Regions from separate parts of the Homo sapiens genome. Here region 1 is linked to region 2. The links are chromatin contacts, found by Hi-C or POLR2A ChIA-PET in ENCODE. All regions are on one chromosome and are shown on one strand. The core of a region is the stretch at or near the end of the contact, and the rest is flanking DNA. Distances in the headings are between cores, read along the strand shown. Region 1 holds the start of KPNA1 (karyopherin subunit alpha 1). Region 2 overlaps POLQ (DNA polymerase theta).

Evidence for each region. A loop is a pair of places that touch in the nucleus more often than their neighbours do. ChIA-PET counts read pairs that join two places held with the same protein, here RNA polymerase II (POLR2A). Pooled maps may share reads with other maps.
Region 1: a loop to region 2 is called in a pooled map, with 3 times the contacts of the local background. The contact joins the promoter of KPNA1 here to the enhancer-like site in region 2. A Hi-C loop is called at or near these places in 3 of 50 pooled maps. POLR2A ChIA-PET finds 5 or more read pairs at or near these places in 2 of 52 experiments (Panc1 and activated CD4-positive, alpha-beta T cell).

Annotation. Positions count from the first base shown.
Region 1 is chr3:122,509,505-122,516,335 of GRCh38, reverse strand. KPNA1 (karyopherin subunit alpha 1) reads left to right here and starts at 1,397. Exons shown (of 14, transcript NM_002264.4): 1 at 1,397-1,579. It overlaps LOC107984000 (a long non-coding RNA gene), which reads right to left and starts at 1,307. Exons shown (of 2, transcript XR_924403.3): 1 at 1,208-1,307. RefSeq lists a silencer at 1,430-2,119.
Region 2 is chr3:121,429,103-121,435,954 of GRCh38, reverse strand. POLQ (DNA polymerase theta) reads left to right here. Exons shown (of 30, transcript NM_199420.4): 29 at 2,922-3,037; 30 at 3,538-4,524. The coding sequence ends at 3,651. Among named protein-coding and RNA genes, the nearest start is that of POLQ, 110 kb to the left of the region's middle. RefSeq lists an enhancer at 3,647-3,696. Within about 2 kb of position 3,639, at least 3 of the 41 ENCODE cell types and tissues checked have a DNase peak (open chromatin) inside an H3K27ac peak, as active enhancers do.

The DNA.
Region 1 (6,831 bases), core at 148-2,647, 1.1 Mb before region 2:
CCTAGTAAATACCCCAGACTTTTGGATGGGACCATCAAGGACTAGCTAGGAATAAGGGTGAACCGGAAATAAATTAGCTTTCCCAAAGACTGAAGACCGGCTCTGAATAATCAGTCTTAGTTCCTTATTGGAATAAGGTGATCTGTCTTCAGTCTAGCTGTGGTCAGGCAAACTTGCCCTTAAGTCTCTCCTGTTGAACACACCTTCCCTTTCCCCAGCCCCCTTGCTCAAACTCAACTCTGATCTTAGTAAACACAACATCAGCGGGAGAATGCTGATGCAGCAGAGAGAAGTCCAGGACAAATGAACATTGCATAACCTAGGATTCAGGTAGAGTGGTCCTCTCTCCTCTCCTCTTCCCTGGGACATTTATAAATGTATTAATCTACCTCATCTCTTTCACCTTGCTTCTTGGCATGTGTTTTAAATCTGTCTACTATTCCGTGATCCCTGCTAGGCTGGCTTCAGTTTTTCTTCTTTTGAAGCCACTACTCCATTTGCTCCCCCAAAGAATTCCATGAAATTTAACATTAGCAATCATTTGCTCCAAGTTTTCGTTTGAGAGCAGTTGAGAGTAAAACGAGTATGTGTTTCATGTAGTTTCATTATTATTATTATTATTATTGTTATTATTATTTTTGAGGCAGGGTCTCACTCCGGTTGCCCAGGCTGGAGTGTAGTGGCGCGATCTCGGCTCACTGCAGTCTCACCGTCAACCCCGGGCTCAGGTGATTCTCCCACCTCAGCCTCCCGAGTAGCTGGGACTTCAGGCGCCCGTCACCACCCCCTGCTAATTTTTGTGTTTTTAGTAGAGACGGGGTTTCGCCATGTTGCCCAGGCTAGTCTCAAAACTCCTAGCCTCAAGTGATCCACCCACCTCGGCCTCCCAAGGTGCTGGGATTACAGGTGTGAGCCACCGCGCCCGGCCCTTAATTATTTTTGATACTACGCATACGTTATCAAGCAAAGGGGATGGGAGATAACTAAAAAAGGAATGTCCAGAAGCTTCCTGCATTCATGCTGCATGTGAGCCCTTTAGACACGAGGCGCTGACCTACTAATTTTGTAATACTCCCTCAGCCTTCAATCATTCCATCATTCATTCCATCAACGCGTATTAGGTACTTAGAAGCTATACAGAGGTGAGCATCGATCCGCCCTGGAAGAGCTTAGCAAAGACAGGTTTGTACATATAACTTTCTCCAACCTTTGCCATGGTCTGCAAACCTCCTTCTTAGCGAGACCCCCTCCCCGACCCCCGACTCTTCACAGGCTGGGCGCTAACCATTAGGAATGTCCGGCGAGAGAGCGTTACAAGACTACGTCTCCCGGCAGCCTCTGCGACAAGCGCCGGAGGGGCGCGCGTAGGCGCTCGGGCCGGCCCCCGCACGCAGGCGCACTGCGAACGCCGGCTGAGCTGAGTCTCGCTGCTCGGTGCGAGGCGGCGGAGAGCGAGGCCTGGTGAGCACCGCCGAGGCGCGGGCCAGCTCTTCGAGGTTGTGCGCGGGAGTGGCACGGCGGGCGGGCGAGCGAGGGGCTAACTTCAGCGGTGGCACCGGGATCGGTTGCCTTGAGCCTGGTGAGTGCTGGGGCCTTGCGGCCCCGGCCCCTCCCCCTCCCGCCGGCAGATCCGGGCAGTCCCGGAGGGACTCAGGAGAGGCCCTGGGGCGAGGGCGGGTGCCGGCAGGGCCTAGAGCCGGGGTTCCTGGGCCGGACGCTCGCGCCGCGTCCGTGCGTCACGGGCCCGGCTGTCCTAACGGCCACAAGGCCGGCGGAGGAGAGGGTGGGGGTGGGGAGCCCTGGTGTGATCGCCATCGGGAACGCCGGTCGAGGCTAGGCGGGGCGGGGCGGCGTGGCGCGGCGGCGGGGCTGTAAGCGGCGCCGGGGACTGCGGGGCGCCGAGGCAGCGGGCGGAGAGGAGGCGAGCGCGGAGCCTGCGCCGCGGCCGGGCGGCGGGCGGGAGGCGGGGGTGGGCCGCGCAGAGCGCTGTGACAGAGGCAGGAAGGAGCAGGGGTGGCGTGTAAAAATTCTAACCCTGGCAAAAAGGGACCGTCTTGGGAATTCACAAGTTACAGACCGGGTCGGAGCCGGCGGCCCGGAGGGAGGTGGGGGAAGCGGGGGGTGGAGACGGCCGGCTGCAGTTTACCGATGTCATAACAACATGGGCCTGGAGCGGCTGATCGGGGGTGTGGTAATTATAGCAATGACAGAACTTGGTCTGCACGCCGCGTGTGCGATGCGAGGGAAGCAGCGAGGTATCGGATTAAGCTCAAAACGGGAGGAGGAAACAAGGATGACTGGAGTCAAGGAAGTCGTCATGAAGTAATGTTTTAGGATTGGGTCGTGTTCCACTTTTAAATGAAAGCGTTCAAAATATTTGATTTTTAAGGTTTCAACTCAGAACAAACGATTGCCGAGTTTTTGTTTGTATTTTAAAGAGATGGGGTCTCGCTATATTGCCCAGGCTGTACTCCAACTCCTGAGCTCAAACTGTCCTCTTGCCTCAGCTTCCCAAGTAGCTGGGACTAGTCTTGGGCAACCACACCCAGCTCTGCAGAGTATTTTTTTTTCTGAAACGTACTGTCAAGTAATATTAACTTGAATTTCACCCTTTTTTCTTAAATAAACGGTTGCTTAAAAATCTCTATTAGTAGATGAAGTGATTTCCCCCCTCCTGTTTTGTTTTTTTTTTTCTTAAGAGATGGAGTCTTGCTTTGTTTCCCGGGCTGATCTGGAACTCCTGGCCTCAAGGCATCCTCCCTACTAGCTGGAACTACAGGCGGATGCCACCAGCAAGGCTCATTCTCGACATTGTTTTTGTCTTAACTAGCTTTTGCATTTGTAATATTTTGAAAGCAGTACACAAGTTATTTTTCCCTCCTTTTTAAAGATCAAAGAGATGAAAATTTAATTTTTCAAAGGAAAGTAAGAATGAGTTCTGTTGTATTTTTACTGAAATATTCTTGGAAGACACTGTTTTATGGATAGATGAGACGTAAGAGAAAGTAAAGGAATTAACATTTATTGAGTTCTTTTTTCAGGTATTGTGTTAAATGCTTTACATATATTAAAAACATTTGAATCTGAAGTATCTGTTAATTTTTCTATTTTACAGATGAAAGCATTGACAATCAAATGTTAAGTAACTTACCTAAGGTCTTCCAGTTCTTGTTGAGAACAACCTTAGAACCCAAAGTTACTGCCATTTAAATTATTTCTCTCCTTTCATACTTTTTCGTTGTTTTCTTTATTTAATCCGTTCAATCAGCGAATACTTACAGAGTGATCTTCTAGACTTGGGGGGATATAGTCGCGATCAAAACTCACTGTCCCTGTTCTCATGGAATTTATAGTGTAGCAGGGAAAGCTAATATTACAAATATTGACTGCATAACATTTTGTCAGTTATTATAGTTGAGTAGCAACTGTAAAGCACTCTACTAAATAGTAAAGGCAGTTCAAATGGAAGCAGACAACATAAGCCTTGAGGAGTTTACAGTCCTGTAGGGCAACAAAACATACATTTATGAAAACCTAGAATAAACTAAATTAGAAAGGTATCACCTGAAATCACTATACTTGCATTATGGTATTTTTTATTTTATTTATTTATTTTTTTGGATGCTTGCTCTGTTGCCCAGGCTGGGCAGTGACGCGATCTCGGCTTACTGCAGCCTCTGCCTCCCTGGTTCAAGCAGTTCTCCTGCCTGAGACTGCCTGAGTAGCTGGGACTACAGGGGCATGAGGCCACACTCGGCTAATTTTTTGTATTTTAGTAGAGACGGGTGGTTTCACCGTCTTGCCCAGGCTGGTCTCGAACTCCTGAGCTCACGCAATCCGCCCTCCTCGGCCTCCCGAAGTTCTAGGATTACAGGCATGAGCCACCGCGCCCAGCCGCATTATGTTACTTTATAAAGTGGTTCTCGTAGAAGTTTCTTCACAGAACTATGATTTAATATACATCTTATCTAGAGCTGATACTTACCAAAGGGGCCATTAAAAACATCTTTTCTTCATTAATATCTAATGAAGAAATTTCTAATTTATGTATTGGTTCCTATAAAATACAGACCTTAGAGACAAATTCTTCCTAAGACCCCAGTATTAAGCTTTTTTTTTTTAAACTAATGATTGGTTTTATTAGATTATTTTTGTTTTGTAAGCCATCCTGTTTCTCTATACTTTGACTGTCAGGAGTCTCAGAGCTGTGTTCAATTTTTATAATTTTCTTTAGTCTCAACTATGTTAAGAATTATTTTATACGTAACCTGGAATTGCTGTCAGTTGTTTCTTGCATTATTTTCTTTATTCTCTGTTGCTCTCAATGGTCCTTTTACCTTTTCCCTTTTCCCTTTACATTTGAGAATAGGATTATATCTTATTCTTTGCATCTTCAGTGTTTTAGCACAGTGTTTGTTGAATTAATGATAAAATAGAGTTTTAATGATTTATGATGTCTGTGCTTTTAAGTCTACCAGATTGTTTTTAGATGTATGAGTACTGTGTATAAAATCAGTTAAGACCTTTGATTGGTCTTGCAAGTAAAGATGACTGACCTAGTGATAAAGATAACTCCTTGTTTTGTTTTAAGGTATCTTTGTACTTTGCATGGTGTTATGAATTTAGCCATAATAGGGAAGAAAACACTGGAAATGGTAAACAGTTAAATTAGCTGATTTGGGCTGATTTCTGTCTTTTGCTGCAGTAAGCAGGAGATGGCCTGAGGCCAACTGAGGGCCAGATAGGGCCTGCATTAGAAAATTTTGAGGTTGTACATTGGAAGAGTAGGGATGAAGACTGTGGGAATGTATGTTTCTTTCTTTCTTTTTTTTAAAGATGTTACAAACCTACAAAACAACATGAAAAAATGGTTCTGTCCAAGTGTTGTAGACTAATTGGGACAGTTCTTGAAAGCAGGCAGTAATCCAGAATGTGGATAATGGAGATAATCTCCTTCATATTAACAAGAATAATGCTGCCCTTCATATACAAAGATAAGTCTGCTTACTCATCATGATTGTTTTTCCAGCGTGAGGAGGGATATGTGCTGAGTCCATGAGTGCCTATATACTCTGTGAGCAACAAGGCAGGTTGGGGTCAGAATAGGCAGCTTGGGGTCAGAATAGGCAGCTTGGGGTCAGCTAGGGAACAGAAAGACCCGCTGAAAGTACTCTGACATCTATTGATGGGTCAGGTTCTGCATCAGGTGCTTTCACTTACTTGTTCTTGCAAAACCATTTTGAGGAGGTGATTACGTGTGCAAGGTGATTGGGTAACTCGCCTTACTTCACAAAGTAGTGGAGTTGGGATTCAAATAGGGCTGTTTGTACTGTGTTCACATTGATCGTTAAAGATTGGTTTTAGCCGTTCAGTCTCTTTGGCAGAACAAACTAGATGTAGTTTAACACCATGAAATAATACTGAAGATCTAATATAACCGTCGTGAGATTGTTCAAGTTCCTTGTTTTATCAACATTAAAAAAATAAAATTTTGGAATTAGAATACCTGAAAAGCAGCTGTTCCCTGTCCCAGCCTCTGCACTTGAAAAGCTACCATTTTCTTTCTTCTAGCTGTTTCCTCTTGTGTTTGCTTTCATATTTATAAATACAGTGACTTGCTTTTATTGCTATATCATGATATAGCAATTATAGATATTATTGGCTTTCGTCTAAGCAAGATGTTCCTTAGTGTTTCACATATATATTCACCTCACCTGCCATATGCACACACTGTCTCTACCATCCTCCAAATATAGTTATCACAGGTGTGTCTACTAAACCAATATTTAGTGTTTACAATATTGTAACTCTATAAATGTTCACAGCTGACCCATGTAGAGTACTGTGATATCATTTCTTCTCTTAATAAATTTTTGTTTTTCTACAAGTTAGTATTTTTTGTTGTTGTTTGCTTCATTTCCTGAGACAGCTAACCTGGAACCTCTTAATGCAATTAGGACTGGTTACTTTCTAGGCCTATTTCATAGTTGTTATCCAGGGACTTCTCTTTTCATCATCCTTAAACTTCTTTGCCCTCTTTTGTACTGGTTCCCCTGTTTACTGTTTCCTGTATTTTCTTTCTTGGTTTACTTATTTCCTTGGAGTACATTTTTTAGTAGCTTTCTGAGAAAGGATACATGGAAAACAAAAACTTCCTGACATCTTACATGACTGAAAAAAATCTTTATTCTTCCTTCGCATTTGATCAGTAATTTGTCTGGGTATAAAATTCTGAGTTGAAAGTAACTTCTACTTCAAGTTTGCAAGTCATAGTTCTATTGTTTTCTTTCTTCCAGGGTTACTCTTGAAATCCAAAGCCAATCTGATTCTTTGTTTGTATGTGATCTTCCTTTACCCCAATCTCTAGAAGCTTTTAGGATATTTTTAACCCTCAAAATTCCATGATGATGTGTCTAGGTATGGGTATTTTTTTGTTTAAGGGCATTCCATGGACCTTTATAAGCTGGGAGTTCATGTCCTTTAGTTCTCGAAAGTTTTTGTTATTATTTGGATGTTAGGCAAAAAGAATTTTAGAATGAATTATGCTTCTCAGTTCTTGTCACACATCAGATCGTACAAGGTCCTTTAAATTTTTATCTTAAATTTCTGAGCCCTACTTCTGTTACCTCTTTGTATAACATTGTGGTTGGTACATTCCTTGATTATATATGAAACATTGTAAAATATGTAGTGGAGCTGTGTATGTTTAGGTATTGTGTTATAGACCTTGCAAAGGTCTTTTTCTTTTTTATTCAACATTGATTTGGGGATCTTTCTGTTTTGTTGTAAGTATGTATAGTTGTGTCTAATGTAGAATTCTGTAATGCAGAT
Region 2 (6,852 bases), core at 2,390-4,889:
TTGTGGGTTATGTCTATATATTTACCATATTATAAATTAAAACAGGGAATTTTAAAACATTAACATTTAAAGTAATTACAAACTCACCATATTTTGACATGTCACATATTTTTATGAAAATAACTACATCTCTTAAGAACTAAAGAAAATTCTTGATAGGTGGCTTTATTTTACATATGTGTAAATCTCTTTAATGTTTGGCTTAAGAGAACACAGCTGGCTGTTTGTATCTGCTTCTGTATTCAATCTGTTGTAATATCACATGTCCTGTAACCCTCTTTGGGAAACTCTGTACAGTCTGGGATGATGCATGTCTCAATTTGTGGGAGACGGATGAGTTTCCCAGGATGTGGAATTTCACTTCTATACCAGGACAGTTGGCCACTTTGCTGCACTCTTACAAGAAAATAAAACTGAAAAAGGCAAATAGCCTCATAGTGTTATTATGAAAGTAATTTTGACTGCAGATTTTGGGATCCTCTGTGGTCTTCAGACCATACTTTAAGGATATGTTGATATTCCTATTTATGACCTTCAGTGTTCTCTGATCTTAGAATATACTCTTGATCTCTTTATCACATATGTTCCTTTGCTGATATTGTTTTCTTGTTCTTACTTTCAGAATATTTTCCCTGAGTTTTCCCTTTATTGCTTGGATAAATTATTTCTTGTACTAACAAGTACAGTGAAATTTTCTTTTTTTCTTCTGTCACATTCCATATTTCTGCTTTAAATACCATTTCACTGTCACTGAGATTGTCAAACCATGACAGCAGACTTTTTTTGTTTTTGAGACAGAGTTTCACTCTGTCACCCAGGCTGGAGTGCAGTGGCACGATCTCAGCTCACTGCAACCTCTGCCTCCTGGGTTCAAGGGATTTTCCTGCCTCAGCTTCCTGAGTAGCTGGGATTACAGGAGTGTGCCACCATGCCTGGCTAATTTAAAAAAATTTTTTTTTTAGTAGAGAGGGGGTTTCACCATGTTGTCCAGGCTCTTCTGGAACTCCTGACCTCAAGTGATCTGTCTGCCAAGCTTGGCTTCCCAAAGTGTTGGGATTACCAGCGTGAGCCATCACACCCAGCCAGGAGGCATGTTTTAAATTTTCCTGGGAAGAAATTAAGGTTTGGTGCATACAGAGGAAGAAAAAGCTGCTAGAGATGGGGCAGAAAGGTCATGATTAGTTATTGAGGATGAGATTTGCTATTTCTAGAAGAGACATACATACAGGTTATAGAGAATAATACAGCCAGTTATAACGTGTTCACTTACGTACAAAAATACGTAGATAACAAAAGTTTATTTTCTCATTAAGTGAGGATTATTAATATTGTCATCAGTCCCCCTTGAAATACCTGAGGCCCCTCATTCATTTTCAGTGTGGGACTATGTGTGTATATACACACACATACACATTTATATTTAATTGAGAGAGAATATATAATTAAACTCATTTGGGGAGTAATACTGTGCTGTGTGCTTTGGGGATTTAGAAGTAAAAGTTATCAATCTATCTTTAAATTTAAGTTCTATTTAAGAAAGGAGAGGAAGATATGATACCTGACTGAAGTATTTGTATTAATTCCACACAGCAGAGTGATAAATGTCAAAATGAGGATACAGACAGTAATGACTTTAAGAGTCAGTGGAAGGCGATATGGCTCTGTCGCTGAGGATGGCTTCATGATGTCATGCCAGCTTAAAGTAGCACTAGGTCAGTAGGATGAAAGGAAGGTGAGCATGAGGAAGCAGACCATATGGGGAACAAGAGCATCATGGCATTCTAGGTCAGAAGCCAGGTAGCCAAGGGAAATCAAGAGGGCAAAGGCATGGTCATCAGAAAGCAGAAAAGCTAGAGCATCCAGACAGTCAATGGTGTGAGCCAAGTGTGGCTTCATGGGGCAGATCCGATTTCAGCTGAACAGGTGAACAGAGGTACAGCCTTTGCAGTCCTAGTGTGGAAGCAGCTTGCTGCAGCCTCAGGTGATTTTGTTTGCTTACTGTGTGAGAGCCACCTCTGAGCAAACTGGCACTGCAGATAGTGACAGTTGAAGAACTCTCTCCCTGAGGGAAGCACCAGATACTGAGGGAGATGTTACTCATGCTGGACCTGAAAGATAAGTAGGGAATTTGGACAACAGAAAGGAAGATGACTACTGTGAGGTTTAAGCAAACAAGTAAAGGCAGTTCCAGTAAAGGTGTTCATGTTGAGCTTTATCTTTTTGGTCAGAAGGGCATAATCTGTACCACTAGATCCAGCTAATGAGGAAATAGTAACTAAGTCTAGTATATATTTTGGAGTTATGGCTACTGGAAGGTATGGATTATCTCCACAGAAAAACGTACAGACATAGACTCTTACATATAACTGCAAGGGGTTTATGTACTCTCTGAAGTCCACTTTGGGAGCCTAGGTTTTACAATTACTTGTTTGGAGTGTGTACGGTTCAATTGGGGAAGCACCAGTTCTATCACGATGACACTTCTGGCCATAAAAAGACATGAGGGAGTGTCCCCCTTAAGAAACAGTGCCTAACAATATTAGTTTGCTTTCCTGGGGCAGGAATCAGGCCCCATACCTCCCTGGTGCTATTACTCAGATGGTGGTTGGGGGACTCCATGGATAGAGAAAATGTTAGTTATTCATGAGAAATAAGTTGGACTAGAGCTTGGAGCAGAGTTCCTCACACCCCATTTACTGACTTCTTTGGGAGACTCCTTCTTTCTAGGAGGAAGTTTGTGAGTTTATACCGGATACTTAGGGTAGGTAGCGACCAGCAAGTAGTTATTTTCCTGATAGTTCTTATTCTTGTGTGTTTTAATCTTCTCATTAAAATTCCTCAGAGTTACTCAGAATCTCTAAAAACATTCTCCTATGACTTAGCGACATGCTGATCAGTTTTGCTCCTTTTTCATGAAGTAGGATTGTCACGAAAGAGAAAACTGCAAGGGATGTTCTGCCCAATCAGAGGAGGCTTCTTCATCCTTCAACTCCATGATGAACTCCTATATGAAGTGGCAGAAGAAGATGTTGTTCAGGTATTTTTGCAATGCTTGTGTCCATTCCATAGGAAGACAAGACACTGTATTGTCAGGCCGACAGCTTTGTTTCCTGTGCATGAGGATTTTGGAACTCTACCCTAGCCCTGGGATGGCTGTATAAATATTGAGTCCTTACAGGTAGAAAAGGAGCTAAGAGTGTTCCGTTTTGTACTAGTTCTTAATAAGTGAAGAATTGCCAATGCAAGATGTTTTTGTCTTGGAGGAATTAAACAAAAATTTGGAGTCTTTCCCTTAGGGTTTCTAAGCTCCAAGCATTCTAGCAAAAACTTTCAGAAATTCCTGCTCATCAGTGAAGAAGAGTATGAGATGTCTTTTTATTTATTCATTTATTTATTTTATTTTTTATTTTTTCTGATTTAGCATTTTAAGCACCATTGGGTGAAGAGCTCCAGTCTGGTTTATAACTTTCTCAGGGGATGGTTTGGGAAACATTCTTTGACTGGGCAGTTTGTTAACTACATTTTTTTTTTCCTTAGGTAGCTCAGATTGTCAAGAATGAAATGGAAAGTGCTGTAAAACTGTCTGTGAAATTGAAAGTGAAAGTGAAAATAGGCGCCAGCTGGGGAGAGCTAAAGGACTTTGATGTGTAACTGTGCTGTTGATGAAGTCCTCCCAGGGAAGCCTGTGCAGATGCAGTCACCTGGAAAGAACAGAGATTACCCTTTCACCTACCTCAGCAAAACAAACTTTCAAGTCTTGATAGACTTAGCCTAGTAATTTTATAGTGAGAGTTTCAAACTATATATCAGTGTCTATAGCATCAAAAACTTCTGGGGGCGTGGGGGAAGTAGAATACCAAGTATAATAGTTACATTCACTTTCAAAGAGCATCTATGAATTTGCCTTTTGTAACTTACTGTGGCTTTAAACATATTCAGAACAGATGCTTGAAATATGCACTTAGCACTTTGGTTCCACATCTGTCTGGGTAAACCATGAAGAAAATGAAGCTGCTGCCTCAATCGACCCAGACAGCAGCCATAGGCAGATAAAGATTTGGTTTCACCCTGGTGGTGGTAGGCATCGTGTGTGACTTTTTTTCCTCTAATATCAATTTTACAGTACGGAAATAGTATTTTAAAATAGTATTGGCTAATAAATTATGAATTCTATAAAGTAGTAAGACTTGGTATGGTTGGAGTGTAGGAATGAATATTCATGAAATGTTTCTTATTGCTTTTCCTTCCCTAATTCATACAATGAATGTATTTGGAATACTTACATATTATAAAATAAACTATACCTCTTCAAGAGGTATCCTGTTCTGTAAGATCAGATGTTTTTATTGCAGGTCAATATAATACTGCCAGAGACAGAAAATACCCCCTTATCAGTCCCTTAGTGCCTCTTTCTGTTTGTGGCATGGTGAGAAAACCCATGCTGAAAAGATTGTACTTTGTGATCCCAATCAGAGGGATGGAGCTAATCTTTTTGCTGTTGAAATAAAATGAATTTATGAGAAACTTTATATCAACAATTGTTTTGTTAAAAATTATAGTTGGTCTAAGAGTGTCCCTTATTTAGTTACTCCATAGCTTGTTCATAGGAAACACTGATTATATTCTTAATCAGTTACCAGAAGAGCTCTTTTATGTTTATTAATCAGAATAATGAAAAAAGATAGTTGCTTTATAAAATGTAATGCATTATCAGTAGTTGGGTATTAATGCATAAGAGACTTAGACATAGTTTTTTTGGGGTGGCAGGGTGAGAAAGGCAGAGATGGCAGCAGTAAGAGGGAAGAATATCATTATTTCTTTTTCCATATTTACCTGTACTATGTTTCTCAGAAGCTGAAGTGCTGTCAGTATTCTGGTAGGCTTGAAAGATCTGGCACAAGAGAAAGCTCAATCTGTTTACCTGTGAGTGTTCTTCAAACATGAGGGCAAGCAAAAGTCCCTTCTGCCTCATTCTCTGCAGCCATGGCCCAGCATGTGTAGTCACATGCATTTTCTCATTCTGTTTGACCTGTCAGCTGGACCTGAAACAGGCCATCCCCATTTTGCATGATTCAGATGTGCACAAATCCCAGTTACTATGGTTTACTTAATAACATGAGTCTCCCCTGCAACACAATTCAAATTTCAGTTACCAGTGGATATTAACTGTGAGTAACTGCATGAAATTCAAACTTCACTGATAGTTCTTCAAACCACAACCACTGTGTAAATAAGAAATGCACATTGTGTTATGCAGAATAATGCCCCCCACCCCAAAGTTCACATCCTAATTCCTAAAATCTGTGAACTATTATATTACATGGCAAAAGGGACCTTGTTGATGTGATTAAGTTAGAGATCTTGAGGTGGGGGATTATCCTGGATTATCTGAATGGTTCCATTGTAATCACCAGGGTCTTTATAAGAGGGAAGCAGATGGTCAGAGTCAGGGAAGATGTGACAACAGAAACAGAGAAAGATTTGAAGATGCTACACTGCTGGCTTTAAAGTTGGAAGAAGGGGCCATGAGCCAAGGAATGCAGGAACCCTCAAAAAATTGGAAAAGGTAAGGAAATGGATTCTCTCCTAGAACCTTTTGAAGGGATGTAGCCCCGCCAACACCTTGACTCTAGCCCAGTTAAGACCATTTTGGACCTCTGTCCTTTAGAACTGCAAGACAATTATTTGAATTGTTTTGAGCTAGTAAGTTTGTGGAATTGGTAGCAGTAACAGGATATTCATACATGCATCATGATGAGGACCAGTTACATCACTTCTTCCAAAGGCTGTCTGTGATTGGCTACTTCACATCTGTTATTCACTTTACTTGCAGATGGCAAAATGTAGTTGTGTTGATTGCTTGTCTCCCAGTGGTAAATCCACATTATACAAAAATGGATAATCAAAAGTAGAAGTTGGCTAATAAAGATCAAAGTGTACCAGAGAAGTAAAAAATAACACTGGAAGTGAAATTCAAATTGAACATAAATGGAATTACAGAAGAACTACCTGCCTGGGAATGCTGACACTACTGCTGTTTGAGATACAGTAGATAGGCAACCTGAGAAACAGTAAAGGCACAATTTACATAAATGAGGAAAATGGTTGTGACAAAAGGATAAAGATGTCCCAGAGGAAGCGATGCCAACAAAAAACTTCATTAATTTTTAATCTATAACTTTAATTCCATCAAAGTCTCATCAGGATTTTATATTTTTTAGATAGATAGTATCTTAAAACTCACCTGAAGAAAAACCAGTACCTGGCCGGGCGTGGTGGCTCACGCCTGTAATCCCAGCACGTTGGGAGGCCGAGGCAGGTGCATCACGAGGTCAAGAGATCGAGACTATCCTGGCCAACATGGCAAAACCCCCTCTCTACTAAAAATACAAAAAATTAGCCGGGTGTGGTGGCGGGTGCCTGTAATCTCAGCTACTTGGGAGGCTGAGGCAGGAGAATCACTTGAAACCAGGAGGTGGAGGTTGAAGTGAGCCGAGATTGCGCCATTGCACTCCAGCCTGGACAAAAAGAGCAAAACTCTGTCTCTCACACACACACACACACACACACAAAATACCAGTACCTATCAAACTTGAGAAATAACAAAGATTTGTATCAGATATTAGGATGTATTACAAAGACATAATAGTTTCAAATTATATATAGGGGATAGAAATAGGTAAGAGTATTAAAACAGACTAAAGAATTTAAGAAACAGACTTATATGAGAAATGATTAAAATGTCATTTCAAATTAGTGGTGAAAGATGGGCTGTTCATAAACGCGATGTAGTGATAAGAGTATCCATTGGTAAAAATATCAAGTTGGATCTCTATCTCAAATGCTCACAAA